Regions from separate parts of the Homo sapiens genome. Here region 2 is linked to region 1. Evidence: chromatin loops called from intact Hi-C (ENCODE). Cell type or tissue: CD4-positive, alpha-beta T cell. All regions are shown on one strand. Each heading gives the region's core, and the rest is flanking DNA. Links, peaks and the distances in the headings are about the cores only. Region 1 overlaps SUPT3H (SPT3 homolog, SAGA and STAGA complex component). Region 2 overlaps SUPT3H (SPT3 homolog, SAGA and STAGA complex component).

Evidence for each region. Hi-C counts contacts between places; a loop is a spot of excess contacts. Peaks named below come from ENCODE experiments on the same cell type or tissue, not always from the same donor. Only the 100,000 strongest peaks of a DNase experiment are listed, where the experiment ranks them.
Region 2: a loop joins it to region 1, with 2.0 times the contacts of the local background. A loop is called at or near these places in 2 of 110 quality-filtered maps.

The regions. Positions count from the first base shown.
Region 1 is chr6:45,304,556-45,320,346 of GRCh38, reverse strand. All of the region lies in intron 2 of SUPT3H (SPT3 homolog, SAGA and STAGA complex component), which reads left to right. Among named protein-coding and RNA genes, the nearest start is that of RUNX2, 16 kb to the left of the region's middle. In CD4-positive, alpha-beta T cell, for the core only: no CTCF peak of the experiment used is centred there; a DNase peak (open chromatin) is centred at 9,646; H3K27ac peaks cover 874 bases.
Region 2 is chr6:45,148,094-45,163,884 of GRCh38, reverse strand. All of the region lies in intron 2 of SUPT3H (SPT3 homolog, SAGA and STAGA complex component), which reads left to right. It also overlaps the pseudogene LOC100420052. Among named protein-coding and RNA genes, the nearest start is that of MIR586, 42 kb to the left of the region's middle. In CD4-positive, alpha-beta T cell, for the core only: no CTCF peak of the experiment used is centred there; a DNase peak (open chromatin) is centred at 7,624.

The DNA of each region.
Region 1 (15,791 bases), core at 7,346-11,345:
GGCTGCAGTGAGCTGTGTACTTGCCACTGCACTACAGCCTGGGCGACAGAGCAAAGCCCTGTCTCAAAAAACAAAAAAAACCTGGGAAGCTGCCATAGTGGTTTGTCCACTCCTCTTATAGAACAGGCAAGAATGACTTGTAATAATGAAGATCATGTTTCTTATTTATATATTATAATAGAATTCTTGAAGTATTTGGAAATTTTTTTAATAATATTGTTACGTGAAAGATCGTGTCTATGGTATGTAATAACCATCTCTTGAATTGAGTCATGCAAGTTCATCTTGATCATATAATCATTATATTGTGTCACCCTAAAGTCCTTTTAGGATGAGGTTGGAATCCAAATAATTTTGATTAGAGTCCATCTATAAATTATCTTCAATCTCAATATTTAATTTATTTACTTTTCATTATTACTAATAAGATGTTAAGATTTATGTACTTATTATCCACAGAAATGTTCTCTCTTTTAGAGTTCACTACGTTTAATGCCTAAGCATGAAATATTTTAGCAGAAATCTTAGTAACAACTATGATCAACTATTTTCCCTCTGTTTTATCCATATTTGAATTTCATTGAGTGGAAAAAGTAACTAGTTATATTTGATATTACTATGTATTTCCAGAAACAGTCATTGCATCTTCCATTGGACATAATATCCAAAGTAAATTCATTTTCTGAGGATTTACCTACATTAGGTAGACTTTGAGTATTATTTGATGATGGTGGTTACTACTGAGTAAGAAAAGTAATATTTTATGTATTTTTATTGGTAAATAAAAATTGAGCTTGTATTCTGATCTGAATTTCAGATCTTTAGCCTGTTAACACTTAAGGTTTTATATAAATGGGATGGCTTTAAGTAACAGCTTACAGTTCAAATTATTGTGTACTTTATTTTGTCCATGATCATTTTAAGCAATTCTAATTATTAGATATACCGGCAAGAATATGTCTCAAGTAATTTTGTTATGGAGGAGGAATCTTTCTGCCTGCTTCCTCCTGCCTTACAAACTCTGGTGATTGCCTGTTTGCCCTCATTTATGATAAAGTTCCAAAGTGATTGTTTGTACCTCCCATATTTAATTATAAGACACATCATAAGACACATAATTATAAGACACCTATTTAATTATAAAACACATAAATCATTGCAAGCAGTAAGAAAGATAGCTCGTCTGAGAGAGAAACACACACATATACAAACCCAAAAAGCATCTTCAAGGGTCATTTAATGTGAGGGCAGATTGATTGCCCTGTCTGCCTCAGTACATTTTAAAAGATATCAGTGTAGGAATTTAATGAACTAGTTGACAAGAGGAACATTTTTTTAAACATACTTTTTTATGAAAGACTGGGAAATATTTAATATTTATGTAGGGAAGATTTTCATCCAAAATTAATAAATTAAAAATAGTTTTGACATTTAAAGTTATATAATGATCATGTAGTAGGAAAATCTCTGAGAAATAAAATCTTGACTAATAATAAATGGTTAATATAGATTTACTTTATTTATTTCACTATCTCTTGGTACTATTTTAAATCTCTAGGACTCCTGTCATTTTTAGTTATAAATTCATGTTTTTTGAAAATTGAGAAATCCTAAAGATGGCATATTTTTGAAATAATTTATGGATTATTCAATACAACTGGTTGGTGTATACTCTAGCATTGCTATTTAGTTATTTACTGCATGAAATATTTATAAAGTTGATTAGTGATAATATCTTAAATTAATAGACTTTATTTTTCAGTGCAGTTTTAAATTTACAGACAAATTGATCACAAAGTACAGAGAATTCCCATAAGCTCTCACCTTCCTGCCACTGCCAACAGCTCTCAGTTTACTCTTACTAATATCTTGCATTGGTGGTCTACACTTAATAACAATTGATGAACCAATATTGATACATTATAGTTAGCTAAAGTCCACAGTTTACATTAGGATTTTTTCTTTATGTTGTACCATTTCATAGGTTTTGCCAAATGTATAATGTCCTGTCTCCAAAATTACGGTGTCATCCAGAATAGTTTCACTGCCCTAAATATCCTCTGTGCACCTCCTATCCTTCTCTCTCCACAATCCCTGTTAATAACTATTTTTTTCTTCCCTTTCTTTTTACTGATACATGTATGTAATAGTGGTTAAATACATATAACATAAATTTACTATCTTAACCATTGTGACAACGGATCTTTTTACTCTGTCTATAGTATTGCCTTTTCCAGTATGTCATGTAGTTGGAATTGACTCCCAATCCTGCAAGTCCTTTTCATAATGGTGTTAATCTATTCCTGAGGGTGAGGCTCTCATCACCTGAAAACCTCCCATTTTAAAAATTGTGTTACTTGTTTTTTTGCATTCCTTATGTATTTTAGATATTAACCCCTTTGCAGATGTATGGTTTGCAAATATATTTTCTCATTCTGTATGCTTGTTTCTTTACTCTGTTGATTGTTTTCTTTGTTCTGTAGAAGTGTTTTAGTTTATTGTAATCCCATTTGCCTATTTTTGCTTTTGTTGCCAGTTCTTTTGGGGTCATATCCAAAACATTATTATCCAAACCAATTTCATAGAGCTTTTCCCCTCTGTTTTCTTCTAGCAGCTTTGCAATTTCATGTCTTATGTTTGTGTTTAATGCAGTTTGAGTTGATTTTTGTGTATGTTGTTAGATAAGGATCTAATTTTATTCTTCTGCATGTAGCTAACCAGTTTCCCCAGCACCATTTATTGAAGAGACTATCCTTCCCTCATTTTGTGTTCTTGGCATCTTTATTGAAAATCAGTTGACAGTAAATGTATGGATTTACTTCTGGATTCACTGTTCTGTTCCGTTAGTGTGTGTGCTTTTATGCCCGTACCATGCTGTTTTGATTACTGTAGCTTGATAGTAGATTTTCAAATTAGGTAATGTGAAGCCTCTGGATTTGCTTTTTGCTCAAGACTGCTTTGGCTATTTGGGGTCATTTGTGGTTCCATATGAATTTTAGGATTTTTTTTCTGTTTCTGTGGAAAGTGTCATTAGATAAAGATTGCATTCAGTCTTTAGGTCACTTTGGGTAGTCTGGACATTTTGACAATATTCTTTTTTTTTTTTTTTTTTTTTTTTTGAGACAGAGTCTTCCTCTGTTACCCAGGCTGAAGTGCAAGTGGTGTGATCTCAACTCACTGCAACCTCTACCTCCCAGGCTCAAGTGATCCTTCCACCTCAGCCTCCTGAGTAGCTGGAACTATCTGTGCATGCCACGATGCCTGGCTAATTTTTGTATTTTTTGTAGAGATGGGGTCTCGCCATGTTGCCCAGGCTGGTCTTGAACTTCTGAGCTCAAGTGATCCGCCCACCTTGGCCTCCTAAATTTCTGAGATTACAGGTTCCATATGGCATGAGCCACTGTGCCTGGCCTTAACAATATTCTTTCAATACATAAAGTTAGAATATCTTTCCATTTAATTGTGTCTTCTTCCATTTCTTTCCTCAGTGTTCATGCAGGCATGAGCCGCTGTGCCTGGTTTTAACAATATTCTTTCAATCCATAAAGTTAGGATATCTTTCCATTTAATTGTGTCTTCCATTTCTTTCATCAGTGTTTTGTAGTTTTCACAGTATAGTGTACAGGCTGTACTTCTTTGGTCAAATTTATTTCTAAGTATTTACCTTTTTTTGGTAGCTATTGTTAATGAGTTTTTTAAAATTTCTTTTTTGAATAGTATGGAAATGATACTGATTTTCACATGTTAATTTTGTGTCTTGCAGAATTACTGAATTTGTTTATTTGTTCTAACAGTTTATTCCAGAGTCTTTAGGTTTTACTCCATGAAAGATTATGTTGTCTGCAAACAGAGATGATATAACTTTTTCCTTTGGATGCCTATTATTTCTTTCTCTTATCTAATTTTGCTTGATACAGTATTTTTTTTTTTTGCTTTTTATAGGAGTTATTTAGTATTTACAGCTTTCAACATAGACATCCCCCTGATTCATTTTTATTTTTTATTTTTTTAAAATTTTATTTTTCCATAAGTTATTGGAGTACAGGTGGTATTTGGTTACATGAGTAAGTTCTTTAGTGGAGATTTGTGAGAACCTGGTGCACCCATCACCCGAGCAGTATACACTGCACCATATTTGTTGTCTTTTATCCCCCACTTCACTCCCACTCTTCTCCCCAAGTCTCCAAAGTCCATTGTATCATTGTTACGCCTTTGTGTCCTCATAGCTTAGTTCCCACATATCAGTGAGAACATACGATGTTTGGTTTTCCATTCCTGAGTTACTTCACTTGGAATAATAGTCTCTAATCTCATCCAGGTCATTGCAAATGCTGTTAATTCATTCCTTTGTATGGTTGAGTAGTATTCCATCATCTATCTATCTATCTATCTATCTATCTATCTATCTATCTATCTATCTATCTGTCTATCTGAGCTTCTTTATCCACTCATTGATTGATAGGCATTTGGGTTGGTTCCATGATTTTGCTATTGTGAATTGTGCTGCTATAAACATGCGTGTGCAAGTATCTTTTTAGAATAATGACTTCTTTTCCTCAGGGTAGATACCCAGTAATGAGATTGCTGGATCAAATGGTAGTTCTACTTTTAGTTCTTTAAGGAGTTTCCACACTGTTTTCCATAGCAGCTTGTACTGGTTTACATTCCTACCAGCAGTGTAGAAGTGTTCCCTGTTCACCGCATCCATGCCAACATCTACTGTGTTTTGATTCTTTGATTATGGCCATTCTTACAGGAGTAAGGTGGTATCGCATTGTGGTTTTGATTTGCATTTCCCTGATCATTAGTGATGTTGAGCATTTTTTCATGTGTTTGTTGGCCATTTGTATATCTTCTTTTGAGAGTTGTCTATTCATGTCCTTAGCCCACTTTTTGATGGTATTGATTGATTTTTCTTGTTGATTTGAGTTTGTTGTAGATTCTAGATATTAGTCCTTTGTCAGATATATAGATTGTGAAGATTTTCTCCAACTCTGTGGGTTGTCAGTTTACTTTGCTGATTGTTCCTTTTGCCATGCAAAAGCTCTTTAATTAGGTCACAGCTATTTTTTTTTGTTTTTATTGCAATTGCTTTTGGGTTTTTGGTCATGGAATCCTTGTTTAAGGCAATGTCTAGAAGGGTTTTTCCAATGTTAACTTCTAGAATTTTTAGTTTCAGGTCTTAGATTTAAGTCCTTAATCCATCTTGAGTTGATTTTTGTATAAGGTGAGAGATGAGGATCGAGTTTCATTCTCCTACATGTGGCTAGCCTAGTGTCTGAGCACCATTTGTTGAAAAGGGAGTCCTTTCCCCACTTTATGTTTTTGTTTGTTTTGTCAAAGATCAGTTGGCTATAAGTATTTGGATTTATTTCTGAGTTCTCTATTCTGTTCCATTGGTCTATATGCTTATTTTTATACTAGTACCATGCTGTTTTGGTGACTATGGCCTCATAGTATATTTTGAAATCAGGTAATATGATGCCTCCAGATTTGTTCTTTTTGCTTAGCCTTGCTTTGGCTATGTGGGCTCTTTTTTGGTTCCATATGAATTTTAGAATTGTTTTTTCTAACTGTGGAGAATGGTGGTGCTATTTTGATGGGGATTGCTTTGAATTTATAGATTGCTTTTGGCAGTATGATGATTTTCACAATACTGATTCTGGCCATCCGTGAGCATAGGATGTGTTTCCATTTGTTTGTGTTGTCTGTAATTTCTTTTAGCAGTATTTTGTAGTTTTCCTTGTAGAGGTCTTTCGACTCCTTTGTTAGGTATATTCCTAAGTATTTTATTATTTTTGCAGCTATTGTAAAAGGGATTGAGTTATTGATTTCTCAGCTTGATTGCTGTTGGTATATAGAAGAGCTACTGATTTGTGTACTTTAATCTTGTATCCGGAAACTTTACTGAATTCTTTTATCAATTCTAGGAGCTTTCTGGAGAAGTACTTAGGGTTTCCAAGGTAAACAATCATATTGTCAGCAAACGGCAACAGTCTGACTTCCTCTTTACCGACGTGGATGCCCTTTATCTCTTTCTCTTGTCGGATTGTTCTGGCTAAGACTTCCAGTACTATGTTGAAGAGGAGTGGTGAGAATGGGCATCCTTGTCTTGTTCCCATTCTCAGGGGGAATACTTTCAAGTTTTCCCCATTCAGTATTATGTTGGCTGTGGTTTTGTCATAGATGGCTTTTATTACATTAAGGTATGTCCCTTGTATGTTGATTTTGCTGAGGGTTTTGATCATAAAGGGATGCTGGATTTTGTCGAATGCTTTTTCTGCATCGATTGAGATGATTGTGTGATTTTTGTTTTAAAATCTGTTTATGTGGTGAAATATATTTATTGACTTGCATATGTTAAACCATCCCTGCATCCCTGGTATGAAACCCACTTGATCATGGTGGATTATCTTTTTGATGTGTTACTGGATTTGGTTAGCTAGTATTTTGTTAAGGATTTTAGTATCTATGTTCATCAAGGATATCGGTCTGTAGTTTTCTTTTTTGGTTATGTCCTTCCCTGGTTTTGTTATTAGGGTGACGCTGGCTTCATAGAATGGATTAGTGAGGGTTCCCTCTTTCTCTATCTTGTGGAATAGTGTTGAAAGGATTGGTACCAGTTCTTCTTTGAATGTCTGGTAGAATTCTGCTGTGAATCCGTCTGGTCGTGGACTTTTTTTTTTTTTTATAATTTTTAAATTACCATTTCAATCTCGCTGCTTGTTATTGGTCTGTTCAAGGTATCTAATTCTTCCTTATTTAAGCTAGCAGGGTTGTATTTTCTAGGAATTGATCCATCTGTTCTAGGTTTTCTAGTTTATGTGTGTAAAGGTGTTCATAGTAGTCTCGAATGATCTTTTGTATTTCAGTAGTGTCAGTTGTAGTATCTCCTGTTTCATTTCTCAGTGAGGTTATTTGGATTTTCTCTCTTTTCTTGGTTAATCTTGCAAATGGTCTATCAATCTTATATATCTTTTCAAATAACCATCTTTTTGTTTCATGTATCTTTTGTACTGTATTTTTTGTTTGTTTGTTTCAATTTTGTTTAGTTCTGCTCTGCTCTTATTTTTTTTCTTCTACTGGGTTTGGTTTTGGTTTGTTCTTGTTTCTGTAGTTCCCTGAGGCGTGACTTTAGATTGTCTGTTTGTGCTCTTTCAACCTTTTTGATGTAGGCGTTTAGGGCTATGAACTTTCCTCTTAGCATTGCCTTTGCTGTGTCCCAGAGGTTTTGATAAGTTATGTCATTATTGTCATTCAGTTCGAAGAATTTTTTAATTTTCATTTTGATTTCATTTTTGATCCAGTGCTCATTCAAGAGCAGGTTATTTAATTTCCATGTATTTGCATGGTTTTGAGGGTTCCTTTTGGAGTTGATTTCCAGTTTTATTCCACTGTGGTCTGAGAAAGTGCTTGATAGCATTTCAATTTTCTTAAATTTATTGAGGCTCTTTATATGGCCTATCATATGGTCTATCTTGGCGAAAGTTCCTTGGCTGTTGAATAGAATGTGTATTCTGCAGTTGTTGGATGAAATGTTCTGTATATATCTGCTCAAAGTCTATTTGTTCCAAGGTATAGTTTAAATTTATTATTTCTTTGTTGACTGTCTTGTTGACCTGTCTAGTGCTGTCAGTGGAGTATTGAAGTCCCCCCCCCCCCCCACATTATTGTGTTGCTGTCTATCTCATTTTTAGGTCTGTTAGTAATTGTTTTATAAATTTGGGAGCTCCAGTATTAGGTGCATATATGTTTAGGATTATGATATTTTCCTGTTGGACAAGGCCTTTTATCATTATATAATGTCCCTTTTTGTCTTTTTTTTTTTTTTTGAGATGGAGTCTCACTCTGTCGTCCAGGCTGGAGTGCAGTGGCACGATCTCGGCTCACTGCAAGCTCCGCTTCCTGGGTTCACGCCATTCTCCTGCCTCAGCTTCCTGAGTAGCTGGGACTACAGGCACCCGCCACCATGCCTGGCTAATTTTTTTGTATATTTTGTGGAGATAGGGTTTCACTGTGTTAGCCAGGGCCAGGATGGTCTTGATCTCCTGACCTCGTGATCTGCACACCTTGGCCTCCCAAAGTGCTGGGATTACAGGTGTCAGCCACTGTGCCCGGCCTTTTGTCTTTTTTAACTGTTGTTGCTTTAAGGTTTCTTTTGTCTGATATAAGAATTGCTACTCCTGCTTGCTTTTGGTGTCCATTTGCATGAAATGCTCTTTACTACCCCTTTAAGTTTATGTGAGTCCTTATGTGTTAGGTGAATCTCCTGAAGGCAGCAGATAATTGGTTGGTGAGTTCTTACCTATTCTGCAATTCTGTATGTTATAAGTGGAGCATTTAGGCCATTTACATTCCATGTTAGTATTGAAATGTGAGGTACCCTTGCATTCATCATGTTCTTTGTTACCTTTATACTTTGTTTTTTTTGTTTTTGCTTTTTAACTTGTATTTTTGTTTTATAGGTCGTGTGTGCTTTATGCTTTAAAGAGATTCTGTTTTGATGTGTTTCCAGGATTTGTTTCAAGATTTAGAGCTCCTTTTAGCAGTTCTTTTAGTGGTTGCTTGGTAATGGTGAATTCTCTCAGCATTTGTCTGAAAATGACTGTATCTTTCCTTCATATATGATGTTTAGTTTCGCTGGATACAAAATTCTTGGCTGAAGATTGTTTTGTTTGAGGAGGTTGAAGATAGGGCCCCAATCCCTTCTAGCTTGTAGGGTTTCTGCTCAGAAATCTGCTGTTAATCTGATAGGTTTTCCTTTATAGGTTACCTGGTACTTTTGTCTAACAGCTTTTATGATACTTTCCTTTGTCTTAACTTTGGATAACCTGACGACAGTGTGCCTAGACATTGATCTTTTTGTGATGAATTTCCCAGGTGTTTTTTTGTGCTTCTTGTATTTGGATGTCTAGGTCTCTAGCAAGGCTGGGGAAGTTTTCCTTGATTATTCCCCCAGATATGTTTTCTAAGCTTTTAGAATTGTCTTCTTCCTCAGGAACACTGATTATTCTTAGGTCTGTTAGTAATTGTGCATTCTCCACAGAGTATTCTTAGGTTTGGTTGTTTAACATAATCCCAAACTTCTTGGAGGGTTTGTTCATATTATTCTGTTTTCTTTTTCTTTGTTGGATTGGGTTAGTTCGAAGACCTTGTCTTTGAGCTCTCAATTTCTTCTACTTGTTCTGTTCTATTGCTGAGACTTTCCAGAGCATTTTGCATTTCTAAAAGTGTGTCCAAAGTTTCCTGAATTTTTGATTGTATTTTCTTTATGCTATCTATTTTGTTGAATATTGATCCCTTCACTTCTTATATCACTTTTTGGATTTCCTTGCATTGGGCTTCGCCTTTCTCTGGTCCCTCCCTGTTTAGCTTAATAACTAACTTCCTGAATTCTTTTTCAGGTAAGTGAGGGATTTCTTCTTGGTTTGGATCCATTGCTGGTGAACTAGTGTGATTTTATGGGGGTGTTGATGAACCCTGTTTTGTCATATTACCAGGGTTGATTTCCTGGTTCTTTCCTATTTGGGTAGGCTCTGTCAGAGGGAAGGTCTAGGGTTGAAGGCTGTTGTTCAGATTTTTTTGTCCCACAGGGGGTTCCCTTGATGTAGTACTCGCCCCCTTTTCCTGTGGTTATGGCTTCCTGTGAGCCAAACTGCCTGATTGTTTTCTCTCTTCTGGGTCTAGCCACCCAGTGAGTCTACCCAGCTCCTGGCTGGTGCTGAGGGTTTCTGTGCACAGTCCTTCTGATGTGAACCGTCTATGGGTCTCTCAGCAGTGGATACCAGTGCCTGTTCTGGTGGAGGTGGTGGAGGGTGCAACGGACTCTGTGAGGGTTCTTAGCTTTGGTGGTTTAATGCTCTATTTTTGTGCTGGTTGACTTCCTGCCAGGAGGTGGTGCTTTCTAGAAAGCATCAGCTGTAGTAGTGTGGAGAGGGATCAGCAGTGGGTGGGGCCCTAGAACTCCCAGGATTGTATGTCCTTTGTCTTTGGCTACCAGGTTTCCTAGGGAAATCCTGTCAGGTGGGGATGGGGCTAGGTGTGTCTGAATTCAGACTCTACTTGGGCCGTCTTGCTGTGGCTACTGTGGGGGATGGGGTGAGATTCCCAGGTCACTGGAATTGTATACCTAGGAGGATTATGGCTGCCTCTGCCGAGTCATGCAGGTTGTCAGGGATGTGAGGAAAAGCGGCAATCACAGGCCTCACTTAGCTCCCAAGCGAACTGAAAGGCTGGTCTCATTCCCACCGTGCTGCCCACAACAGCCCCAAGTCTGTTTCCAGGTGGAGGGCACGCTTGAAAACTTACCAGAGGCTTTCCACTTCCCAGAGTATTTGAGGTGTCTCCCAGGTACTGCAGGAGCAGTCCGCTTTCTTCAGAGGTTCTGTGGGTCCTCTCAGGATTGCTGGTTTGTTCCTGCAGTTGATCAGAAGCTAACATTCACAATCTGGTACACTATTCTTGGTGGACATTTTCTCCCCATCCTTTTCATCACTTTGACTATATCATCCCATTCTCTCCTGGTCTGTAAGGTGTCTACCGAGAAAACTGCTGTTAGCCTTATTTGAACTCTGTTATATGTGATTTCTTTCTTTTCTCTTGTTGGTTTCAGGATCTTTTCTTTATGTTTGATTTCTGACAGTTTGGTTATAATATACCTTCGTCTATTCTTGTTTGGATTAACTCTGATGGGAGATTTTTTTCCCTGCCTATATGTTGATATTTATATCTTCTTCAGATTTGGGACATTTTCTGCTATTTATTTAAATAAGATTTCTATCACTTTTTCTCTTTCTTCTTCTTGAACTCCTATGACCGAAATATTTGCTGTTTTGATGCTGTCTCATATATTTTATAAGCTTTCTTCAGTTACATAGTTTTTTTTTTCTCTTTTGACTATATATTTTTAACTAACTTGTCCTTAAGATCACAGATCTTCTGCTTGATCAGTTCTGATATTGTTGATACTCAGTTAAAGTTTTAATTTCATTTCATCGTGTTTTTCGGCTTTGGAATTTGTTTCTTTTTATAATTTCAATCTATTAGGTTTTTCATTTTGGTCATTTATTTTCTTGAAGTTCACTGAGCTCACTTAAAATGATTATTCTGATTTCTTTCTCAGGCAGTTTATCTTCATTTCTTTGTGGTCAGGCACTGGGAGATTGTATTCTTTTTTTTTTTTTTCCTAAATATTTAGACATCTATTTTTAAAAGGCATAAACACTCACAGTGTTATCATAATCCTTTCTCCATTTATTTTTCTTTTTATTCAAAATGACTAGCTAGCTTATATGCATATTTTAAAGTAGCTGAATAGCTCAGGAAAAACAAAAATTTGCATAACCAAATTGTGCACCTTTTTTTTTTCCAAATATTTAGACATTCTGTTTTTAAAAGGCATAAACAGTGCTATCATAATCATTTCTCCATTTATTTTTCTTCTTATTCAAAATGACTAGCTAGCTTATATGCATGTTTTAAAGTAGCTGAATAGCTCAGGAAAAACAAAAATTTGCATAACAAACCAAATTGTGCACCTTTTTTTTTTTAATTCAGAATTTTCATTATTTTTTTTGACTTTTTTTTTTTTAAATTTATTTTTTTTGTTATACTTTAAGTTCTAGGGTACATGTGCACAACTTGCAGGTTTCTTACATATGTTTACATGTGCCATGTTGGTGTACTGCACCCATTAACTCGTCATTTACATTAGTTATATCTCCTAATGCTTTCCCTCCTCCCTCCCCCGATCCCAGGACAGGAGCTCTTGTAGGGCAGGCCTGGTGGTGACAAAATCTCTCAGCATTTGCTTCTCTGTGAAGTATTTTATTTCTCCTTCACTTATGAAGCTTAGTTTGGCTGGATATGCAATTCTGGGTTGAAAATTCTTTTCTTTAAAATGTTGAATATTGGCCCCCACTCTCTTCTGGCTCGTAGTTTCTGCTGAGAGATCAGCTGTTAGTCTGATGGTCTTCCCTTTGTGGGTAACCCGACCTTTTTCTCTGGCTGCCCTTAACATTTTTTCCTTCATTTCAACTTAGGTGAATCTGACAATTATGTGTCTTGGAGTTGCTCTTCTCGAGGAGTATCTTTGTGGCGTTCTCTGTATTTCCTGATTTTGCATGTTGGCCTGCCTTGCTAGATTGGGGAAGTTCTCCTGCAGAGTGTTTTCCAACTTGGTTCCATTCTCCCTGTCACTTTCAGGTACACCAATCAGGTGTAGATTTGGTCTTTTCACATAGTCCCATATTTCTTGGAGGCTTTGCTTTTGTTTCTTTTTATTCTTTTTTCTCAAAACTTCTCTTCTCACTTCATTTCATTCATTTGATCTTCCATCACTGATACCCTTTCTTCCAGTTGATCAAATCGGCTACTGAAGCTTGTGCATTTGTCACGTAGTTCTCGTGCCGTGGTTTTCAGCTCCATCAGGTCCTTTAAGGACTTCTCTGCATTGGTTGTTCTAGTTAGCCATTTGTCTAATCTTATTTCAAGGTTTGCCATGGGTTTGAACTTCCTCCTTTAGCTCGGAGAAGCTTGATCGTCTGAAGCCTTCTTCTCTCAACTCGTCAAAGTCATTCTCCATCCAGCTTTGTTCCGTTTCTTGTGAGGAGCTGCGTTCCTTTAGAGGAGGAGAGGCACTCTGATTTTTAGAATTTTCAGTTTTTCTGTTCTGCTTTTTCCCCATCTTTGTCTTTTTTATCTACCTTTGGTCTTTGATGATGGTAATGTACAGATGGGGTTTTGGTGTGAATGTCCTTTCTGTTTGTTAGTTTTCCTTTTAACAGTCAGGACCCTCAGCTGCATGTCTGTTGGAGTTCGCTGGAGCTCCACTCCAGACCCTGTTTGCCTGGGTATCAGCAGCGGAGGCTGCAGAACAGCGTATATTGCTGAACAGCAAATGTTGCTGTCTGATTGTTTCTCTGGAGGTTTCGTCTCAGAGGGGTACCCAGCCGTATGAGGTGTCAGTCTGCCCCTACTGGGGGGTGCCTCCCAGTTAGGCTACTCGGGTGTCAGGGACCCACTTGAGGAGGCAGTCTGTCTGTTCTCAGACCTCCAGCTGTGTGCTGGGAGAACCCCTACTCTCTTCAAAGCTGTGAGACAGGGACGTTTAAGTCTGCAGAGGTTTCTGCTGCCTTTTGTTTGGCTATGCCCTGCCCCCAGAGGTGGAGTCTACAGAGGCAGGCAGGCCTCCTTGAGCTGCCGTGGGCTCCACCCAGTTCGAGCTTCCTGGTGGCTTTGTTTACCTACTCAAGCCTCAGCAATGGCGGGCACCCCTCCCCCAGCCTTGCTGCCGCCTTGCAGTTTGATCTCAGACAGCTGTGCTAGCAATGAGTGAGGCTCCGTGGGCCTGGGACCTTCTGAGCCAGGTGCGGGATATAATCTCCTGTGTGCCGTTTGCTAAGATCATTGGAAAAGCGCAGTGTTAGGGTGGGAGTGACCTGATTTTCCAGCTTTGCTTGGCCATGAAAGGGAATTCCCTGACCCCTTGCACTTCCAGGGTGAGGCGATGCCTCGCCCTGCTTTGGCTCACGCTCAGTGGGCTGCACCCACTGTCCTGCACCCACTGTCTGACAAGCCTCAGTGAGATGAACCCGGTACCTCAGTTGGAAATGCAGAAATCACCCGTCTTCTGTGTCGCTCATGCTGGGAGCTGTAGACTGGAGCTGTTCCTATTCGGCCATCTTGGAACCGCCCGATTGTATTCTTTTGGTGGTGTTTTGTCTCCTTGGTTTTTCATGGTTCTTGTTGCATTATGTTGATGTCTGAGCATTTGGTGGAGTAGTCACCCCTTGCAGACTTTTTGGGCTAGTTTTGCTATGGAAAGACCTTCACCTTATGAGGGCGCTTGTTGGTTAGGGTACAACAGTTCTGGCACCAGTGAGGGTTCAAGCTGGGTAATCTGTGTAGCTCTGCCAGCCGAGGTTGATTTTAGACCAAGATTGGAGGGATGCTCAGTGGCCAATAGTGTGAATCCTCAGTGGCTAATACTGATGTCTGTGGTGGCAGCAAGGGTTGTTGGGGTCTTTGGTGACAATGGCTGCTAAGGTCCTTGTGATCTCTTTTACTCCTAACAGGGAAGTTGTGGCTGAGCATGGATTCGTTTTGGTACTGGGTATGGCTTGTGGACTTGCTTGAAATAGCAGTGGTACTAGTTTGTGATGTGTGTTGCCTGTGATGTGGCCTTGGAGTTGAGACCTGAAGCCTGGGTACTTGTGGAGGGAGTATGGCTCTGGCATCTGGGTCCATAATGGCACTGATATGTATCATGTAGGCACCTCACCTGCCATGTTGGCAGCAGTATGTGATGCCTGGAGGCTTGTGAACACATCAGTGGAGATGAGAATTGGGAGTACAGGTATATGCAGAATTAGAGAGGCTCCTAGGTAGACGTGGGGCCTAGCTCTGTGTGATAGCTGGTTTGGTACTTGGAGTACAAGCATGAGCAGTGAGGGCTTGGCTTTTAGCCCAGGGAATATGAAGTTGCTCACTAAGGTGATGGCTCAGATATCTGAAATGTGGGCCCAGTGCAGCCACATTGCCTGGGCTTGGAGTGGGTTATTTGTAGAATGACTGCAGTTCTGGGGTTGGGGCAGGTGTGGAGTTGGGAAAGATAGTGGCTTCTACTCTGTCGTTGGTGATGTCATTTCCATTATTGGATTTTTAAGGCAAGGAGTTACATGATGTATGGTTTTGAATCATCTAATAGCAATGTGGTATATAGTGTATATTAGAAGGGACCAGAAGGATTTTGTAGTGAACAATGCTGAGGGCTTGAATGAACTAAAACCACATAAAGAAAGGGAACTCTGAAAACTGGTTGAAAATTAGTTTTGTGCATGTAATTTAATTTATAAACAAACAAGTTGGTGGAAGGAACATTTTGTCAAATGTTATTAGAATAATCTAGCTGAATTTATGTAGATGTATTTGTGAAAAGACTTTTGTAACTTCTTGAAAATTTCAAAACACGACCATTCATTTTATATGTGTAATAACACTGAATCATAAAATGCAGTAGGTATAGCGGAAGCAATAAATATTGTAGTTATATTGGAGTTGGTATGAAAAGACCATGATATTATGTAATACAGGTGGTGAGATGAAACGAGTTATGTTCCGGTAATATGGAAACAATTCATTTAGATTTAGAGCTAAAAGCCGATGTTTTTCGTTTGAGGTAGTTCAGGGAGTCTAATGGCTTAGATTAAAAAGTTCTACAAACTATAATTAGCCATGTCATTCTCTGGAATTTATGCCTCATGAAAATAATACTTTTCTTTGAAAAGCAAACGAATAAGCAAATATAAAAGCGTGAAGAAAATGCCTATTCCTCTGTGATTCCTATTGGATACATTATGTATTCAAAAAGAAGATCAGGCCATGGTGTTCTTGAGTTGGGTTTCTGTAATCAACTGTTTGTAAAAATAAACGTTTCAGGCTGTTGATTTCTTCTATTTGTGTTCTTTTAGTGCTCAAGTGGGTTTTCATTTTAAGTACATTATTGACTGATGATGGCCATTGGTGCTTAAAAAGAATCTAGGTATAATGGCATTGTGCATTTTCTAAGATATTTTTGGCATTCTTACCCATTAAATGGTTACTTTGCGAGGATAAGCAACTGGAAAAAAATCATTGAAGCCATTCTTTTCTATTCGTATTTTTGGTTTTGTTTTGAATACTACTTCTTTTATTTTCTCACCCTGTATTCCTAATAACTTCTTCCTCTTTGACCTTTCTTTTTAGGAAAAAAAATTTAACAGAAACTTTCTGAGGTCTGTTTGTATAGCTTT
Region 2 (15,791 bases), core at 5,533-9,532, 150 kb after region 1:
AGGGGTAGGTATGTGACAGAGTTCTTCTGGTTAAAGGTAAGTAATTAAATGCATGCTGAGGACCTCTTGCTTTTTTTTTTTTTTTATAAAAGTGACAAGTGGTGGTGCATCACCCTTTTCTTTCTGATTTAATGTTGATTTGAGTTGAAAAGTATGGCAGTGATCCTCTGACAACAAGGTAACAAGTATAAACATGAAAAGCAGGGCTGTAAGGTAAAAAGATAGTGGTCCTTGGTTATAGCAATGAGCAGCTAAACCCATCCTAGCAACCACCTACTGACAGTCATTTTAATTGAGAAAAATAACTACCTACATATTTAAGCTGCTGTTGGTTAAGCTTACTGTTATTTGGAAAAGAATGATTTCCAATTGACATAGCCAATAATCCAGCTTTTACGTAAGTTTTTTTAAAAATAGAAAGTTAATGTATTTACTGGCAGTTGATTATGCTCACTACTTTACATATGTAATACTTATGTACTATATTAGATAGAAGATTATTTTAACTGGCTGTATTCTTGGCCAGATTTAGGTAACAGTAAATTACCTAAATGCTAAGTTAAGTGCGGTATTGTAGTGCATTTCTTTTGATAATCACAATTAACAATGCAATTAGCAGTGAAATGAATTGTACCAACTTGAGCTTTGTCTTTCATGACATTATTACTTTGAGTCATTAGTAATGCAATGCAAAGCTTTTTAAGTTGTTTCCAGTTATCTGCAGTTCACCTAGAAAGTCTGGAAATACAGAAACTAGTGCTCAAGAATTCCATATTGCTCACTAATGTTTTAGATATGTAATCTCCCCACTTCTCTTGCAATATATATGTTGTTCTGTAATTTCATAGGCCAGCAAAAGATCTTTGAACATCAGTTGTTCTTGTGCTCTATCAAAACAAGAAAATAATTGTCACTTCACACCCTACAGATCTCCAGGGATGCAGACAGTCTTTGGAATATACTCTAGTCTTTAACTTCTTGAGTGATCAAATAATCTTATATTTAAGTGAAGTTTCTCCTTATATTTGAAGTCATTTTCCCCCATTTGATCTTCATTGATTATAGACAGTTCATTATTCTTATCATGAAAATAATTTATATATTATCTATCACTATGAACAAGCATCGTTACTCTTAGAAAAGAATGAGCATTTTAAGGGACTTGAAGTCTCTTCTTGGCTGTCTCCCTTGAACTACCTGGAGAAGACATCTCATAGCGTTGTAAACACTTTAAGGTTAGGTACCGCCTCTTACCTTTATATCCTCAGCTGTTAGCACATGGCCTTAAATAGGGAGTTTTATACCCATTTGTTGAGTCTAATTATCTTTAATTTGTATATAATGTTTTGGTTTTTGTTTTAGAGTTGAGGTTTTGCACTGTTGCCCAGGCTGGAATGCAGTGGCATGATCTTGGCTCACTGGAGCCTCAAACCTCTGGGCTTAAGTATTCCTCCTGCCTCAGTCTCCTGAGTAGCTGGGACTATAGGTGCACACCACCCCAGCTGGCTAAGAGTTTTTATTTTTGTAGAGAAGGGATCTTGCTATGTTGCCCAGGCCTGCCTCAAACTCCTGCCCTCAAGCAATCCTCCCTGCCTTGTCCTACTGAGTCACTGGGATTACAAGCACTACACCTGGCTCTTTCTTCTTCTTCTTCTTCTTTTTTTAATGAGTCTCATTAATTTGTAGCAAGTCATATAACACTGAATTAATCTGGCAATTATATGATCATTGGTAAATCTATGGGGCAAAGACCTGCCTGTCAGGTTGGGGAATGTGAAAAATATCCATACCCTTGAAAGCAAACTGTGGCATTACCTTTGTCAGTTCCATGTTTTTGTTTTTGTTTTTTTTTAAACATGTTCTGAAGAGTTATACACATTCCTATGTATTTGTTGGAATGCTGTGGTTGTCATTGTCTTTATTTAGTACGTGTTACATTTAAGACACTGCCTAAGATACAAAACAACAGGCATCATCCTTCATCTCCTGGTTTTACTGTTTTGTTGAGTGATAAAGACATTTGAATTAAATAGTACAGAAATAGTGTGTAAAATAGTGTTTAAATTAAGCCATATAAAATAAAATGTCTACTTGTGTGATGCTGAAAAAATTCGAGAGAAGAATAATATAGTAGGTCTTTATTAATCAAATGTTTATTGGGTGTCAGTTGTGATTAAAGCACCAAGACAGGCTTTGTGTGTGTGTTGAGTGGTCAGCAGCTTTACGGTATGGAGGGAGGGTCAAAGTCAAATAAGACACTATTCATGCCTTCAAGGAGCTCTGACTTCATGTACAGTGGCCTTTAGCAGTAATGGTACTTCCAAAAGTGCTTTTGAAAAAAATGCAGTTTATGAGAGTCTCACACAATTTGTTGTAGAGAAGAGAAAATGCAATAAGAGTTCAGAGAGTAGAGATATTTTTCTAGTGTCCATACTCTCAAGAGACTTCTGTTATAGAAAAGTATTGCCCTACGTAGAGATCAGATCTCCTGAGGTAGGTGCAGTCAATTGAAAGTTTATAATGTGGCTGTGAACTATTCTTTTGGGGCTCAGGAGTCACCTTTATAGTCAGGCCCAGGTAATGCTTCCTTCTGGACACAAGAGTTCATCAGATAAACATTACTGTGTTAGTCTGTTCTTGTGTTGCTATAAAGAAATACCTGAGACTGGGTAATTTATAAGAAAAGAGGTTTAATGGACTCACAGTTCTACAGGCTGTACAGGAAGCATGGTGCTGGCATCTGCTTCTGGGGAAACCTCAGAAAGCTTACAAATCATGGCAGAAGGTAAAGGGGGAGCAGGTGTCTCATGGAATGAGCAGAAGCAAGAGAGAGTGTTGGGGGAACACACTTAAACAACCAGAGCTCCTGAGAATGAACTCACTATTTCAAGGACAGCACTAAGCCATGAGGGATCCGCCCCCATGACCCAAACACCTCCCACTAGGCCCACACTCCAACACTGCAGATTTTATCTCAACATGAAATTTGGAGGGAACATTCAAACTTATCAATTACCTGTTTCAGAGGCAGGAAAATTTTGTGGTGTAGTTAAAGGATTTTATAGGGGGAGATTCATATCAAGACCTAGAATGGAAACTTTGGGTATCCATATTTTTTCTTGTATAACAAATTTTTGTATTGCCTACATATTGTATTTCTTTTGTGTCTATGAGTAGTTTTACTGTGTTCATTAATTTTTTTCCTTTGTACTTTACTTTTTTACTCTACCTTCCTCACTTAAATTTACAAATTTTATGGATTTTTTTTTTGTTTCAATTCAGTATGCATTTCAGGCCTTTTGGAAACTCACCGTAATTCACTTATATATAAAAAATGTTTTTCCCAGCTAAAACAATATTTTTAGTTTCAGGTTTTGCTATGCTTGCAGAATCTGTGTGTGTCGTGCTCATTCATTTCTATGGAAAATCTCTTTATATCTTGACTGTGGATGTAGTACTTACGTCTTTGGTCATCTAATTTTAGACTGATTTTCAAGAAAACATTTGGTCATGCATTTATTTTGTCCTCTACATTGAAGCACTACTGTTATACGACTACTGTGAATACTTGCTGTAGATCTTTTTGTAAGTCCCTTTTAATATTCCAGAAACTTTAACTGCCTTGTTTGAAGACCTGCCTCATATTAACAATTTTTCAAAATAAACAACATTTTAGTGAGTTTGTATTTCTTTGACAAGAACTTGAATGTGAGTCTTAGCCTGCCAAATGGCTATTTAAGAGAAACATTTCGGTATCCTTGTTAATGACCTTGGCTTTAACCATTTGAGAGGTACATGCTATGCTTTATATTAGTTCTTCTGGTACCTACTTTGCAATACTATTTTAAAGTTCTATTTTATTTCTCTGATGACTGTACCATAAATTAATTATTTGAACCCAGATTTTTGTTAGTTTATAACTCGCATTAATTTTTGGGATTGTGGACTATGTTGTGTTATTTGGGTATATGTAGGTGTGGGTGTGTTTTAACTGTGACTTCTGGTCTTCAAGAAAAAAGCTCAGACCAATAATTGTTTTTGAAAAATTCCTGACATAACTGAACTGTAATTTATTAATATTTTACTTTTACATTTTGGAAACAAAATAAAGAGCAAGAACAACCAACAAACCAAAAAAGTAATAAGGAGAAGCTAACTAAACGTGGATCTTGTTGTAGTAGCTAAACAAAGAAAGGAATTTGAACACTTTAAACATGAGAAATTTATGATAGAGTTGTGTAGCAAGTACACATTTATAATTTATTTAAAACAGGATCTCTGACTGTTCAGAAACTATGTAGATGAATTGTGAGTTATGGGTGAATCTACATGGTTCTTGCTGGCCTCCATGACTGAAGAAAGCTTGATGTTTAGATATTGGGTGAGGCTATTGATGGCTCTAGATCCAAGGATGACAACCTGTCTCTCCGTAAACCCTTTCTCTGGGATGACTATTTTGATCTGTGCCTGAGATAACTGATCATGCTAATTGATTTTGAAGCCTAGAGGCCTAATTAGGCAGCCAATTAAGTAATTTCGAATAGTGACTTCATGATAAGTAATTTGAGCCAGTTACGTTCAGGTGTGCCCAGTAACAATCTTTCACCTCTGTAGAGGTGGAATCAATGTCATTGAATCCCATATTGCATCATTGGAAAATGGGTCTGCTGCATTGACAGTAAGTTAAGTACAGCTTGATCAAATCTGGTCAGTTCAATAGGATATTGTGCTTGAAGAGCAGAGGCTTGACAACCTACGAAGAAAGGTGACTGGAGAACTGAACATCTTGGTCATCCCCTTCAGTGGGGAGGAGAGAATGGGAATGTAGGGACTGGATTCTAACACAACTGCATAGGTCATCCTGACATACTACATTATGGATTTTAGAATGCAGCAGTGATGAACACTCAGTCAAATTGAAATGTGTCTTCCTTGCCATTGGATTTGAGTCCTTTTGCTCTGATTTTTTTGATCTTGTAACCACACTTTCTGATGAGATAGCCCCACTGACCAGCAAGGACCACCTACCTCAGGGTGACTAGTAGTAGTGGAGTGTCTTGTTTTCCCATTACCTACATATTCTTGGTAACAGATGCTATAGAATGTGTTCATATCAGGATATGACCTCTGGTTCTGCACCATCATAGTATAAAATAGGTGAGTGAGTAGGGTGGGCAATAGGAATATTTCTGGAAGCCATTCCTATACTCTGACAGCTAGCGATAACCATACAAGGAAGTGGCTGGGTATGTCTCACCCCAAATCAAAGGTATCCCCAAGTCATCCCTTCCTTAGCAGGATTCCAAAAATGTCTGATCTAGAAGAGTGTTATCCTGTGTAGAGTTCAGATGTTTTGAGGTTGGTGGAGTCAACCCAGAACTTAGAACGTGGCTGTGAACTAGTGTTCCTTCTTCTAGGGCCCAAGATTTACTTTTATTGCCAGTCGTAGGTATGCTTCCTTCTGGACACTACAGTTTATCAAGTTGAACATTACCCTATTTCAGTTGCAGTGAGCCGAGATAGTGCCACTACATTCCAGCTTGGGTGACATAGTGAGACTCCATCTCAAAAAAAAAAAAAAAAAAATATATATATATATATATATATATGTATATTTATATATATAAAATATAGGCATTATCTATCTATCTATCTATCTATCTATCTATCTATCTATCTATCTCTATGGTTTCTACCCAGACCAATTAAATGATTGTAGATCAGAGTCAGGGAAGAAGTGACTCTGTTAGGGGTTGAATTTATAAAATAATTATATAATATATATTAGTATATAAATATATTAATTATAAATTATAATAATTTATAAATAAATTATAAATGTGATTCTTTTTTAAATCCCCTAGAGCATGGATGGGTCATGTTGAGGAGTTATAATTACGTATTATTAATAATTACTATAATTACAGAAATTATAAGTTTAGATATATAGTTTTTAGAATGCTGATCATGATCTATAACGATTCTCATCCTTGGCTACACATTAAAATTACCTAAAAAGCTTTTTAAAAATATAATGCTGGCCGGGTGCGGTGGCTCACTCCTGTAATCCCAGCACTTGGGAGGCCGAGGCAGGCGGATCACGAGGTCAGGAGTTTGAGACCAGCCTTACCAACATGGTGAAACCCTGTCTCTACTAAAAATACAAAAATTAGCCGGGCATGGTGGTGCGCGCCTGTAATCCCAGCTGCTCAGGAGGCTGAGGCAGGAGAATAGCTTCAACCCGGGAGCTGGAGGTTGCAGTGAGCTGAGATAGTGCCACTGCACTCCAGCCTGGGTGACACAGTGAGACTCCATCTCAAAAAGAAATACATATGTATATATATATTTATATATATAAAACATAGGCATCATATATATACATATATGTATGTGGTTTCTACCCAGACCAATTAAATCAGAATCTCTTGGGGTTGGAGTTCTTGGCATTGGTACGTCTTTCAAATCTGTAGGTGAGTCTAATGTGCAGCCAAGTTGAGAATGACTGGTCTTGTCATACATTATAAATGTATGATCTGATGATACATTATAAATGAAATGTTAAATAATATATTGATTTTTGGAGGTTGGTTCTTAAATACTGTTTTTAAAAAGAATGTTTCAAAATATAAAAATTGATAACCATTTTTCTTAATCATATGTTGCTTGTTAAGCCTCTCCAATTATTATGAGATTATTGAAACTCTTTTCTACGATGTTGTATATAAACATAGTCCATGAAGTTGAATACATTTGTGAAGTTAAAAAAAGGATGGGAAGATTTCACCAGTGTTTTAACAGAAATAAATAATATTTTTGCCAGATGATTGCATTTTCATGGAAAATTATTGGAAGTTGCATTCCTTTAACTTATTAATGTTCTCTGATCAAATCAACAGATCAAGTATAGGTGGTAGTTTCTGTTAAGTTCTTTACACATGTGTCTTGATTTCAACTAGATTATCCAAGTCTCACTTTTTTTTCACTAAAACCATAAAAATTATGGTACTAAATCATGGAATTACTTCATTAAATGTCTATGTGTCAACAAATATTTCACACTAGCTTTGGAAGTTATTGTAAAAAGTGTTCTGATAAAAAAATCAAAAACTTCATCATTCTAAAATATATATATATATTAAGAGAAAACCAAGGGTTTTAAAAATATAGAATGGGGACATTTTAAAAAACTCATTTCTTGTTATACTCATAAACTTATTTATGTTTCTTTGGGTTAACAGATGAATTCTGCAAAGCTGACACTGATTTAACATTTTTATAAACAAAGATTCCAGAAATTTATTGAAATTATATTAATTATATTAGTATTAGAACAGAAAATATATATTATTATATTAGTATCAGAACAGAAAAGGGAAAGAAAAGGGAGCTAGCATTTTGAAATTTATGTTAGTCATTGAGCCTATGCCTTTAAATGTGACAGCAAAGGTTATCGTAAGAAGTGTTTGCATTGTATCTTTTGACCACTCTAGAACTCAGGAAGGATGCAACAGTTTTGTTAGTTAAAAAACACTATACAAATGTTGAGGATATCTGCATGACCTTAGGAGACTGAAAGCATTTTTGTCATCCTGTGATAAGAGTAAAACCAGGTGGCTGTATTCTGTGGCTTAGGATGTGGGTTTCTTTGTTTCTGATAGTCTCAGACACTGAGAGAAACAAGTTACATATGCAAAATGAGCTTATGCTCATGCTTAAAATGTTTTTAAGCATCGTGTAGCTTGGTAGCATAATTATTGGCCATAGAATCTTCCATTGGCTGTTTTTTTGTGACAAGCTATTTTCTTTTTTCTTCTTCTTTTTTAAATCCCCTAGAACATAGATGGGTCATGTTGAGAAATTATAAACATATTATTTACTCTAAGAGGTAATGAGTTTGGCTTTATTGTCCTTGAATTTGAACGTTAGATGAATTATTTGCTGTAAGGTATAGTTCAAAAATATAAATTTGCCCATTTTTGGGTAGATTGGCCTATCATTTATATATAAGTGAACTTTTACTGGTTTCTTCAACAGAATGCTTCATAGTAGCTTCAAGTTAGCTCCATTGCCCTAATATGTGGGGGTTTTCCTGAGTACAGTGACCCTGGAATCTCAGTCTTGCCCCTTAGTCCTTTTCCCCTTATTTATCTATAATTATGTAACAGTGAAAAGGAGGCGTAGCATGACTAACTCCATTTTTGTTCCTAACTCCCCATCCTTCATGCTCTCTTTTAGGTTAGCTGCTTTTGCTTATCTTTGTACATAGGCCAAGCTAACTATGGGAGGAATTTAGCTTATAGTTTAAAGCAAGGATGATAATAGTCCCTTCCTTGAAACTAACTCCTGAGGAGATAAGGAGGGTTTACACAGAAGTAACAATGTAGTGTTAAAAGATTTGTTGAAGCATTGTGACCTGACCAAGGACAAAGAAGTTTCAGTCTTCTTTGACCGTCACTGCTGCCCACATCAGCCCCTTCCCTCATCTCCCTTTCCCCCACATAAAAGGAGCCTAAAATTCATATTAACTTAAGATGGTTCTTTAGGACACTAGTTCACCATCTTCTTGGTATGCTGGCTCTCCAAATAGAAGTCACTTTCCTTGCCTCTTGACATCTTGGCTGTCATGTGGCAAGTGGTAAGAGCTTTGAACTTCGTTACAATTCATTGTAAAACAACATTCTCAATTAATTGGTTATGAAGCAAAGTCTACTTAATATTTTATGAGAATATTTATGGTTCAACATATATATTTGAAATAGGAAGTTAGAGCTATCTTAATCACACATTCTAATGAGCCCAGTAAGATGCATTTTTTGTTTCACACTAATTTTGTTGTGCCATTTTTTTCAAACCTAACTTTTTTCCTTCTAAGATGAACAGAGTTTCACTCCAAATTGCAGATCAAACACTACCTTCTCCACGGAAGTCATGTACTGACTGTCCATATTATCAGGCACGTAGGTACAGAGGCCAAGGGAGAGCTTCCCCTTTGCCCTCTGAAGGTTCTCTGAAAATGAACTGACAAAAGGCAGATTAATAGGGGAAAGGGCATACACGTTTATTTAACAGGTATAACACAGGGGAATTGCAAGAGAATGATTACCCAATAACCCAATGAGGTTTAGATGCTACATATTCTTCCTCATTGGGGATAGGGTTGATGGGTGCAGGGCAGGATGTAGGAGTAAATGATTTTTAGGGGATATGAATGAGCCTGAAGAACAATGGCCTGGGACTAAGTTCCTCTGAACTGGAGTCAAGGAGCAGGAAGGTGAGAAGCACAACTTCACTGTGAACAAAAGTTGTCCTATTATGCACATAAATTCCCTCAGGTAATCTCTAGAAGCTGCTCTCACAATAGATGAAAAGTCTATGTGAGCATGGTGACTACTCACTGAAGTTTTCTCTCTTCTCTAGTGGTTAATTGGTCTTGATTATTTGATGAGATTCTTGGGAGGAGGTCTGTTATTTTCTGAGCCACAACACTGGCATAAGATACCTTTCTTAGCCTTGATGCCATTCTTGGAAGTTTTCTTCTTCTTCTTTTTTTTAATTGTTCAGTCATTTCTTCATTGAACAGACATTGACTAAGCATCATCCTCCAATTGTTTCGTTTCAAACACTTCCTAGAATCCTTCCTATATAGTAGGTGTGAAGTAAATAATATGTGAATTAATTGACTATATGGATTTCAAGCTACTTGTGTTTTAAGCTAAGTAGGCAAAACCAAAAGTATTGATTGACCTTTGGGATTTTCTTTATTTGAAATTAGTTCTAACATAGGAGGACTAAGCGCTTTTTTTTTTTTTTTTCTTGAGACAGAGTCTTGCTCTGTTGCCCAGGCTGTAGTGCAGTGGCGTGATCTCAGCTCACTGGAACCTCCGCCTCCCGGGTTCAAGCGATTCTCCTGCCTCAGCCTCCCGAGTAGCTGGGTCTACAGGCATGCACTAGCACGCCTGGCTAATTTTTTTGCATTTTTAGTAGAGACAGGGTTTCACCATGTTGGTTAGGCTGGTTTCGAACTCCTGACCTTAACTGATCCACCCGCCTCAGCCTCCCAAAGTGCTGGGATTACAGGCGTGAGCCACCGTGCCCGGCCTAAGCTCTGATTTTTTATCTTGCCCAAATTCCAACCTACAGGCATGTGCCACCACTACTGGCTACTTTTGTATTTTTGGTAGAGGCAGGGTTTCACCATGTTGGCCAGGCTGGTCTCGAACTCCTGACCTCAAGTGATCCATCAGCCTCGGGCTCCCTAAGTGTTGGGATTACAGGTGTGGGCCACTGTGCCCAGCCAACATTATCTTTTGACCTATCTTTGTTAACACAAATATGCACATTTTTCATTTAATTTTTAATAATGTATTATAGTTCCTATGCAGGTTGAGTCATCAGTTTCTTTTCCTTGTTGCCTTATTAATTTTACTTTATTATTGAGAGTTGTTTCACAAACATGAGACATATATTCTGATATCTACTTGTTGTTCCTATTAAGTGATTAATTATTGTTGTCCCTATTAAGGGACTAATTTATTCAACTAACATTATTGTGTGCCTATCATGCCTAAGGCATTGTTCTGGCCACTAGGGCTACACTAGTGAAGAAGATGAAGGTTCTGTCTTCATAAAGCTTACATTCTAATGGCAGAAGTAGACAACAAACAGATACATGATATTATGTCTGATAGTGGTAAGTCCTAGGAAGAAAAATAAAGCAGGATAAGGGGATGGAATATGATAGAAGCTGATATTTTCAATATGATGACCAAGAAAGGCCAATCTGAAAGGTGATATTTGAGCTAAGATCTGAATGCCATTATGCCAGAATGCCCTAGATACTGCTATATTGCTCTTCCTGTGTGAGAGAATAGCAAATGTAAAGATGTTTAGGGAGGAATGTATTTGGTGTGTTTGAGGAACATCACAAAGGCTATTTGGTAAGGGTAGAAGGTATATATAGATGAGGGCAAAGAAGCCAGACCTTGTAGGGCATGATCAGGAGTTGTGATTTTATTTAAATGTATATATATTTTTTTACTTAAAGGATTTTGATTAGGAGAGCATATGATTAAATTTAAAAGGATTACTCTAGGAGCTGGGTGTGGTGGCTCATGCCTGTAATCCCAGCACTTTGGGAGGCTGAGACGAGTGGATCACTTGAGGTCAGGAGTTTGAGACCAGCCTGGCCAACATGGTGAAAACCCGTCTCTCCGAAAAATAACAAAAATTAGCCGGGCGTGGTGTTGCACACCTGTAGTCTAGTTACTCGGGAGGCTGAGGCACGAGAATCACTTGAACCCGGGAGGCACAGGTTGCAGTGAGCTGAGATAGGACTACTGCACTCTAGCCTGGGCAAGAGAATGAGACTGTGTCTCAAAAATAAAAATAAAAGGATTCCTCTAGCTGCTTTGTGGAGGAAACACATCAGGTGGGACAGAGGTGAAAGCAGACAACCAGATAGACGTCTACTAGAACTGCCCAGGCTAGAGATGATAGCAGCTTCGCTTAAGGCATTAGCAGTTGGAGATGTGAAAATTGATTGCATTGTGGAAATAAATATTCTAAAGGTAGCTCGCAAGATTTGCTAATAGATCTGATGTGGTGCACAAGAAAAAGCAAAATGTTGGAGATGATTTTAAGGCCTTTGGGCTTAAGAATTGGGAATGGTGGTGCCAATGAGATAGTGAGGAACTACTTTTGGAGAAGAAAATTAAGATTTTCTTCTTAATTTTGGGTGTGTTCTGTTTATGATACCAAGTTAGCAGTGGGATCAGAGAGTCCAGAATTCTGGGGAAAAGTTAGCATAGAAGTTTGGGAATCGGCTTATAGATGGTATTTAAAGATTTGGGACTAGATGAGGTCACCTAGAAAGTATATGTAGATATAGAAGAGAAGTTGATCTGAGAATTGAGCCCTCAGGAACAAGTTAATGTTACAAGAACAGAAAGAGAACCAACCAAAGAAACTGAGAAGATGCTGCTGTTGAGATAGAAGAAAACCAGTAGAGCATGGTGTCCCAGCAACCAAATGAAGAAGGATTTCAGAAAGGAAAGACTGAACTGTTTTAATGCTAAGGGCCTTTATCACTGGGCTAACTTAGCTAGCCTATTGGTAGACAATACTTGCCTAGAAAAGAGAAACTTGATATAAATTGATGTTAATTTTAAAAATACTTTGATTTAGAAAACAGTTACAATTATGAATTAGAATTACATTTTTACGTCATAATTAATTACCTGTAAGATTTAATGCCCAGTGTTGGAGGAAGGTTAAACACTTTTAACTTGTTTTAAAGTGAGTACAGTTAACTTTCTGTTTCTAAGGGCCTGATTTAAGCATTTCTTTGCCCAGCTTCACTCCATTATAATCTAGTCTTTGTGTGATAGTCTTAAATGGCTACATATTTCTAAGAATATCAGTTTGATATGAGCAATCTTAATTACAGATAATCTGAAATACTTTTGTCAATATGAGTGCTATATATGGTGGTATATGGGCTTTCAATCTTTTTGAAACTTGCTTAACAGAGGATATTTGAAAATAGATTTAGAATAGTGTTTGTAGAAATTAGCCAATTAGAATAGTTTTTTCCCAACACTGAATTAAAAATACTAGATGAAAAAATAAAGCTTTTTATAAGTACTAAAATTTATTAAGAGTTTAGTTTGAACTCATTTAGTTTACTATCTGCATACCCACTTTTCTCTTTTCAAAATTTTTCAAAAATTTTGTCCTGTAAATAGCCATAAAGGCTATAGTTGGAGAAATATGTATGAAACATCTTTTTCTTTGGATTTCAAGAAGTTAACTTTTTTGTTTTCTGGTTATTTCTCTCATTGAATGCTTTGAAAGCAGTATAAAGATGGCTGGGTGCGGTGGCTCACGCCTGTAATCCCAGCACTTTGGGAGGCCGAGGCAGGTGGATCACGAGGTCAGGAGTTCGAGACCAGCCTGCCCAGGGTGGTGAAACCTGTCTCTACTAAAAATACAAAAAACTAGCCGGGCATGGTGGCGCACGCCTGTAGTCCCAGCTACTTGGGAAGCTGAGGCAGGAAAATTGCTTGAACATGGCAGGCGGAGGTTGCAGTGAGCCGAGATTGTGCCACTGCACTCCAGCCTGGGCGACAGAGTGAGACTCCATCTTAAAAAAAAAAAAAAAAAAAACGCAGAATAAAGATTATAAGTAGAAGTAGAAGTTGGTCTGAGAATCGAGCCTTCAGGCACAAGGTAATGTTTCAAGAACAGAAAGAGAACCAACCAAAGAAATGGAGAAAATGCTGCCACTGAGATAGAAGAAAACTATAAGGCATGGTGTCCCATGCTGAGTTTACTTTATATTCAATATTGATTCTGAATTTAGTTTATATTCAATATTGAATGTTTAGAGAAAAATATCTCATTTTGTGTTGTCTCTCTACTCAGCTGTGTTTTAGTAGACTCTTTAAGTATTTATATATTTGTGTATTTCGTATGATAGCTCTAGAAGAACAGAAATTTCCAACAATGGTCATTTTTTCATCAGACATTTCCATGTATGTTTGACTGATGTCAGTTAAGACTTGACAAAAATTTCCCAAGTAATATTTTTAGGGACCCATATGTTAAGCTATATCTGAATGCTACTATTTTTAGTAAAAAAAGGAACAAATAAAACTTTGAACTTTTAGAATTTAAAATGTATAATTTTCTTATATCCTAATTGGTTCTTTTGATTTATGAGTAGCTCCTGGAATCATGAGTAAAAAAAATAAGCTTCATTAAAGAAATCATGATTATTTTAGAATAACAGTTCTCAACCTTAGTTGTACATATTTGTAACCATTCTGAGGAGCTCTTAAAAAAAACATTGATGCTGGGGCCCCAATTTCAAATATTCAGATTCAATTTACCTGATATGTAGCCTGGACCTTTTTTAAAAAAATTGTTCAGGTGATTTTAACATTCAGCCAGTGTTAGAACCACTGTGCTGAAGCTGTCACTCACTTGATCTTAGCCAAAAGGCCAAGAAGTGATGCTGAAGCCATCACTCAGTATCGCTGAATAAGGATGGGAAATTTTACTTAGATATGCTAATATTTTAGCTATTTAATACTAAACATAGAGATATTTGGAATTTTTTTTAAAGTTTTTTTGTCCAGATTGTTAACATTTTTTAGACTTTGCTTAGCACTGACCAGATAACATCTACCTTAGTATATTCTTACTTTGATTCCTGGTTTATACTACATTTAAAGACATTGATGTGAGTTCAAGTGTGTCTACCTAAATATGGATTTTATGTGATTTCAGCTTTTCTTCTACTTAAGCATTGGAGAGATAATTTTTAAATGGTTTTTGCAACTGACAAATTTATTTTCTCTCCAATGATTTGGCAGTGATGATATTTCGTAAAGTAAATCAACTAATGGAAAAGTTGTAAAGTCTTGAGTAGTTCCAGTAGGGGATTCCATTTCCATTATTAACTTGCTACTGTAGACTGTACATAGTGGAACCTGAATTTAAAAGTGTTATGCAGAGTTTTTAACCTAAATTATTAAACCTTATTCTGTCATTTTTTTGGTTATGATTTTCCTTTCAACTGTAGTAGGTCATAGATAGCTACAAGTTGGCATTTATGAGAAATAATTGGAGTGAAAATTGACAGTGACAGTTCATTTCCACTTTGGACAGTATTTATAATTTGTAACTTATGATGGGGTTATTCTTATGTATAGGCAATGTTTGTTCATACCAATGCATATTTGTCACAGGTATGTGTTATAATATTTTTCAAGTTACAACTACTGTATATTAATATGTTTAGTAATCCCAACAGTTCACACAAAAGAGAATTGGAAATTTAAGATGTCCAAAAACATATTGTGTACTAAAAGTTTGGGATGATACATAAATAAAGATGGGAAAACACTGTAACTTACAAGCCTGGGCACTGAAATCAGCAAACTTGAATATAACTCCACTACTTAGAGTCAGTCCTGCTAAAATGCAACATATTTGCTCCTACAAGTCAGCATGCATTTCAGAATTACACAATGAAAACCACAGGACTTACGGGAAAATGGGGTTATGGCACAATACTCAAAAACTCAGTAACACATTTAAAAAATATCATAAGTGTTAAATGGTTAATAAATAAATACTGCAATATATTTGGCACTTTATATTGAAAAAGACCTGAATTCCCTCGTGGAAGCAGAAGAGGTTGTAGCTTGTGAGTTGTGAAGTGATGGAAAGAGGATTATCTGAAGTCAGAAGAAAAGTTGTAGTACTAGATCTGAATAGGTATCAGTCACAACTCACATGGTGAACTGAGATAGCTGGTTAATGTCTGAGCGTGTGCTTTTGGTGTCCTCCTGTATGACTTGGTTCAGTTTTCTGTAGTCACCTCATGTTTCTTATGGATGAAGTCACTCATAAGCAAAATGAAATCTGAGTTATGCTCAAATTGTTCCCTAATGTATCAGTTGGATTGGGACACATTTGCATTTCAGAATAAGTATTATAGCAGAACTGATTGTACCATCTAGTTAGCTTTGCACATTACTTAACTCTCAGAGCCTTGATTTTCTCTTGTGTAACATAGGGATAGTAGTATTGACCTCATAGGAGTTTGAGGAGGACTAAATGAATGTATACATACAAGTTTAAAATAGAATATGGTATATGTTTGTTAAAAAGGAAGGAATTTTCTATAACTCCTATTTAGAAATCATCCCATCTGGAGAAATTAAAAATGTATGTTTTTGTGATTTTTATTTCTTCAGTTAGACATAGATGTTACATATATAGAT